2 separate regions of the Homo sapiens genome follow, and region 2 is linked to region 1. The links are chromatin contacts, found by Hi-C or POLR2A ChIA-PET in ENCODE. All regions are on one chromosome and are shown on one strand. Each heading gives the region's core, a stretch centred on a gene start or an enhancer-like site at or near the end of the contact. The rest is flanking DNA. Distances are from core to core; before and after follow the strand shown.

The links. Hi-C counts contacts between places; a loop is a spot of excess contacts on that map. ChIA-PET counts read pairs that join two places held with the same protein, here RNA polymerase II (POLR2A). Pooled maps may share reads with other maps.
Region 2: a map with no recorded cell type shows a loop between it and region 1 (3-fold over the local background). The contact joins the promoter of SPNS2-AS1 here to the promoter of P2RX1 in region 1. A Hi-C loop is called at or near these places in 1 of 37 single-sample maps with no recorded cell type and 1 of 50 pooled maps. POLR2A ChIA-PET finds 5 or more read pairs at or near these places in 1 of 52 experiments (activated B cell).

What each region holds. Positions count from the first base shown.
Region 1 is chr17:3,914,933-3,917,933 of GRCh38, forward strand. It overlaps P2RX1 (purinergic receptor P2X 1), which reads right to left and starts at 1,533. Exons shown (of 12, transcript NM_002558.4): 1 at 1,157-1,533. The coding sequence starts at 1,293. RefSeq lists an enhancer at 637-706.
Region 2 is chr17:4,497,485-4,500,485 of GRCh38, forward strand. It overlaps SPNS2-AS1 (SPNS2 antisense RNA 1), which reads right to left and starts at 1,251. Exons shown (of 3, transcript XR_001752763.2): 1 at 667-1,251; 2 at 58-231. SPNS2 (SPNS lysolipid transporter 2, sphingosine-1-phosphate) reads left to right here and starts at 1,397. Exons shown (of 13, transcript NM_001124758.3): 1 at 1,397-1,933. The coding sequence starts at 1,564. RefSeq lists silencers at 1,190-1,249, 1,260-1,409, 1,470-1,519 and enhancers at 1,561-2,196, 2,197-2,831.

The DNA of each region.
Region 1 (3,001 bases), core at 283-2,782:
TTCTGGGGACTGGTGGGACAGAAGGAGGGCTCTTTTGGACGCCAGAAGTTTCCGGGGGACTAGGACTTCATGGTCCTTGTTTGGGCCCTGGGTCAGCCTGCCCTGGACTCCATTTAGCAGTTCTGGTTCGGAACCATGGTAAAAATGGGGAGGGTAGAGCTCTCAGAATCACACGGCAAAGGCAGGCAGGGGCTACTGGGCACCCCTAGGACCCCAGCAGGGGCTGAGCCCCCTCCAGTGGCCCTGGGGCCTCCAGGAGACCTCTGCAGAGTCACTGTGAGTGGACAAGATGCACCACACACAGGGGACACACACTGGCCACCCAGACACTTGGCCACAGGGCAGACATGGGCACAGCCATATGTACACATAAGGGTACCCACATGTGGGCACTCAGCACCAGGGACACACACCCAGACACATATAGGCACAGAGCTCCATATGCACACTCACAAGTGTGCCAGCCTCTGCCAGGCCTGTCTTGGCTCCCGAGACAACCATACTGCAGGAGCGTCCCACGCTGCCTCTGATTCTGCACTCCCAGCCCGGTGGGACAGGTCCGGAGATGCCCAGAAAGGAACTATCATCCCTGGGACCAGAACCAATCTCTGTCCTCCGCCTGACATGCCAACATGAAGGCACCAGGTATTCAGAATGTGAGAGTTTCTCTGCTCCGGGGGCCTCAAACGTCCCTGGATGTCCCTTGCTCAGGCAGGGAAGCTGGCAGCAGAGTCTGTCTCTCTCTAACTTGTCATATGGGGTGACGGGTGTGGGGTATGGCCTCTGTGTGTCAGTGGCGGCCTGGTTTGGCAGGCGGTCAGAGGTCGAGGACTCAGTGGCTGTGGTTGGTGGTGCCCTGGCCCTGAACACCACTAACCACTCAAAGGAACCATAACACTGAGCCGGCTCCTCAGAACCCAGAGACTCTGCCTCCTGTTCACCGAAGGCCCCCGGGCAGGGCTTCCCCTCCGGCCTCGTCCCCATCTCAACAGCGAGTTGGCAGGATTTTCTATTCTCGCACAGTGGCTTGCCAGGAAGGCCTTCCCCTGGATGGAGAGGAAGAGGGGCTCGCTGGTGTCACGCAAGGGATGTCAGAGTCTGGAGGACAGGCCCGGGGTAGGGGCTGGTGCAGGCAGCGGGAGGCGCCCGGACTCACCCGATGACGTAGACCAGGACCACCAGCTGGATCAGTCGGAAGATAACGCCCACCTTCTTATTACGCACCAGCACCATGCGGGGGGTGTCATACTCGAAGAGGAAGGCGGCCAGCTCCTCCTGGAACCGCCGTGCCATGGTGGGCCGGCTGGGGCTCAGAACTGAGCCCCCTGCACGGCCTCTGCTCTCAGGGTGAGCCGGGTGCCACCACCCACGTCGATGGTAGAGCTTCTGGGGGCTTCCTGGCCCCTTAGGAAGAGCAGGGCGGTGCAGGTGGAGCCAGAGGACAGGAGCCAGAGGTCAGCTGGAGGCACTTGGGTTGGAGAGAGAATCCCTGGGTGATCAGAGCAGCTCTTGGCCCCTGGAAGGCAACAGACTGCAGGCCAGCCTCGCCCATGGACAAATAAATTCCCAAAGATAGATGGGGCGGGGCTGGTGGGGCCACCCAGGCCCAGCCCCACTGCCCCTCCTGGCTCTGCGTGGGCCTTGTTGGGCCTCCGGAAACAGGAGTTGTTGGCAGGAAACCACAGGCCACCCGTCACAGGGGCAAAGATAAAGCTCTCAGTCGACTCCTCAAGTTATCCTCCCCCCAAAACCTGGCAAGATGGAGCTCTGGCCAGGGCCTGGGGGAAGCTGGAGTCTCCTCAGATTAGGGGACTCCCCGCGACTCCCCTCCACTGCCAAAATGAGACCTCCATCCCCAGCCCCATCCACCACCCTCCACCCTCCCCCACCAGGGTTGGCTGCTTCGTCCCTGGGGGTCTGCAGCGAGCAAGGCAGAGAGGAAGGAGGCTCTGAGTTCCAGCCTGGCCTGTGCCCGGTCAACCTCGGTGCTGAGCTGGCATCTCTATCCCCCAGCTCTCCTCTCCCACTGTCTGTCCTGCCGGGGCCACCATCAGAGGGAGAGAGGTGGCAGGTGCCCAGCCAAGACCAGCACCACATCCGTCACCAGTGCCATGGGGGGCCCAAGACCAGCCGAGAGAGCCTGACCTCGGAGATCCCTGGCTCTGCCACTTCTTGGCTGTGGGGGCTGGGTGTCACCTTGCCTCTCCGAGCCTGCTTCCTCATCTGTAAATTGGGGTAATAAGGGCTGTTCCTTCTAGGTCGAGGCTCACAGGGGATGGGTCTCAGCAACACGGGACAGAGAACTGGAGGCCACCATTGAGTCTGGGGCACAGCACCTCTGCAGTCCCTGCCTTCCCTTCCCACCCCCAGCTCGGGCCCTGAACACAGGGGTTTGGGGTGGGCAGAGGGTCCCACGTTGGCTCCTCAGAGCTGGAGGCCTCCCCAGCCCCACCCCTCGTTTTGAAGATGAGAAAACCAAGCTCAGAGAAGAGAAATGAGTTGCCCAAGCTCACCCGGGGTGGTACTGGAGGTTCAAGCTGGAAGCAGGGGCCTCCCTGGCGAGCCCCCACGGCCCTGTCGTCGGAGCCGCCCCACCCTTAAGGCTGATAAGGAGTCTTCTTGCTGGCGAGCCATGAGCTGGAAGTGCTCTGGGCAGGGAGCCAGGCCCTGGGGCTGGGAATCCCGGCAGCCTGTCTGAATGGGGGTCACCCACAGAGGGCTGCCCATGGCCCCTTCCAGCACCCAGGTCAGTCTCTCCTTGTCAAGTAGATCAGCCTCACCCCTCGCGGAGTTTCTGCTAATCCAGTGGGTGTCATGGGCTTTTCTAAAGAAAATCCAGAGATGCTGGGAGCCAGAACTGTGGTGGCCACGTCTCCCCTTGGCCTGACCTTGACCCTAGACAGTTCCTTTCCCAGCTGCCCCTGTGGCCATTGGAATGGGAGGCACCAGGACACAGCTGCTTGTGATGGGGAGTGGGGTGGGTGCTGAGACTGTGTGGGCC
Region 2 (3,001 bases), core at 1-2,500, 580 kb after region 1:
AGGGGGGCGGGGGGGGTGCCTCGTGCTGTGTCACCCGTTGGCTATGCCATGACTCACTGTGGCCGAAAGCTTCACCAGATGCACCTGCCTGTGGACGTGGGGTCCGGAAAAGCCTCTAGCGGGGAGTGAGCTCCAGCCCTCGGGGATGATGCCAGAGCCTGGGGCAGCTCCAGCCCTGCCACAGCTTCACTGCCTGTTCGTAATGGGTCACGTCCGTGCCCTGGGACTTGTCTGTGAAACACAGGGAATGATTAACTGGTTTCCGAGGGTTTGTCCAGTTCTAACATTCTGTCCTCTGCACTTTATACAGGATTTTAATTTCGATTTTAATTCCCCAAACAGGTGAATGGGGGAGGGAAGGGGGAGATCGTCACAGAGCCACAGCACCTCTAAGGAGGGGTGAAACCGTGATGGGATGTCAGGAACACAGAAGCACCCCAACCACTCTCCATAGGAGGCAGACCCCCGCCCCGTCCCACCAAGGGGAGGTGACCACCCGTGGATTTCCAGACTGAATCCCATCCTGCCATCTGCCCCCAGATACAGAAATGGAGGCCCAGAGAGTGGGTGTCATGTTCAGGATCATGCCACACACCAGGGCAGAGCTGAGCTAGGACCCAGCCTCCTGTCTGCCACTGGGGGCTTTGTACCCTCTCTAGCACATACCTGGAAGTCTGAAGCTTGGAGATGTGGTCCCTCAGGAGGGAAAGCCCCTTCTGAATATCCTGTTTCTGTTGGGCCCCAATCACAGCCCTTGCTCTCCCCGCCAGGGGCTGCGGGCCACTCTGTGGGGCAAGGGTAGGGTCCGGGTGCCCACACAGGAATGGGCCCGGGGTAGGTTGGGGGCTGGATCTGGGTTGCCCTGGGGAGGTGGGAGACACAGCCCACCATGACTGGTGGAGGTCTAGGTTCTGGGCCCTCCCTGAACTGGTTAAATCCGGGCGTGTGAGTATCGGAGGAGCCACCGGCTCTCCAACTGGCGCCCCTGACTTTAGCCATCTGAGACTCCTCTCTCCAGTTCTCCCAGATACGCTAGGCTCAAGCCCTCAGCCCGGCTCCCAGAGCCTCCGCCGGGAGTCCACGCCCGAGGCAGGGGTTGGGTGAAGGGTACTGAGTAGGTGCTGGGAGCCCCGTCACCAGCACCCTGCTCCCAGCTCCGTAGCCAGAGCAAACCCTCTCCCGCTCCCCGCGGGCGTTCGCGGCCGGTCGGCCCCGGCGTGACTGCGCCCCCATTGGCAGGAGGGGCTCTGCCGCCCGGGCCCCCAGTCCCCGGGCCCCCCACCCCCAGGGCAGCACGTGCGGGGCGGGGCTGTGGCCCGAGCCCGGAGCTGATTGGGCGCGGGCCTGGTGGGCGGGGCCGGGCCGCAGCTGTCAGAGCCGCGGCGGCGAACGAGGCGCAGCGAGCTGAGCGGTGGCAGCGCCGCAGCCGGGGCCGGAGCGCAGGAGCCGACGGGGCCCGACCAGGATGGTGCAGTGGCGGCTCCGCGGCGCACGCACGCGCTGAGCGGGCCCAGCCTGGGCCCCGCGCCCCCCGCGCCCCCCGCCGCCCCGATCCGGGCCGGCATGATGTGCCTGGAATGCGCCTCGGCGGCGGCGGGCGGCGCGGAGGAGGAGGAGGCGGACGCGGAGCGGCGGCGCCGGCGCCGGGGGGCGCAGCGAGGGGCTGGCGGTAGCGGTTGCTGCGGGGCGCGGGGCGCGGGCGGCGCTGGAGTCTCGGCCGCGGGCGATGAGGTGCAGACGCTGTCGGGCAGCGTAAGGCGGGCCCCGACCGGACCCCCCGGCACCCCCGGCACCCCCGGCTGCGCAGCTACTGCAAAGGGCCCCGGCGCTCAGCAGCCCAAACCGGCCAGCTTGGGCCGCGGGCGGGGGGCAGCCGCCGCCATCCTCAGCTTGGGCAACGTGCTCAACTACCTGGACAGGTACACCGTGGCAGGTGAGCGAGTGCCCCACCCAGCCCGAGGACCAAGACCCCACCCCATCCCACCACCCGCCTCGAGGGAGGTACCCCAGAGAGCTTTTGGTCTCAGGCCTGCTATCTCCAGGCCCTACGTGAGGTCCCTACGGACCCTCTGCTCAGGCACAACTGGGCAAGGGATGCCTCCGTGCACCACGGGTACAATCCAGCTCCCCGCTCATACACACCCGGGGCCAAGGGATAGAGGAGTCCCCACCCCTGGAGCAGCCCGCGCGTCCTCTCCAGCCCTTGACGGCCCATCCGTTGTCCTCCTCTCCAAGAGTCTCCTCTGCGTCTCTCTGTCTCCTTGTCTCTGCGCCCCCTCCGACCCCAGCTGCCGGTTCCCGGGCCTCCTTCCCTTCCCTTCCCCCAGCCCAGGTCGTCTGTCCGTCCATGGCCCGTCAGTTCCTTCCTTTCTCCGCCGCCTCCACCCCCCTGCGTGCGTGCGGCGAGTGCGCGCGCCCCTTGCGGGTGTGCGCTAGGGAGACCGGGTGTGTGTGCGCGTGGCGGCGCGGTTGTGTGTGAGCGCGTGGCTGACAAAGGCTCCGGGCTGCGGGGAGCGGAGGGAGGGGCGGGGCGGGTCCGCGGCGCCTGGGGACCCAGGCTGCGGTTTGCAGCTGGCCCTGTACAGAGGCCTGGAGACGCCTCCCCCTGCTCTATGGTGCTTGGGGTGTAGGGTAGGGCGCAGGCCTCTGGAGCTAGAGACGTGGAGCCTCATCCTCAGGGAGCATCTCTGGGAATCAGCCTTGGGGACGGGATTGGGATCGATAGAACAACTGGGTTCTAGCCCCAGCTTTGCTCCTAATGTGCTTGGTGTGTGACCTTGGGCCAGTCTCAGCGTGTGTTTAGGTCTGTTTGCCCGTTTGTGAGTTGATTGATCATTGGGCCTTTGGGGGACGCACGTGGTTCTGGAATTGCCTTCTGCTGGCTCCCTTCCCCAGCAATTAGGGGTGGGTCTAGGGGTAAGAATTTGCCCTAGACTGAGCTGCTACTGGTTGGGAATGGTGGAGCTTTGAGAGGGAAGGACTTTGGCCAGACTGGCATAGG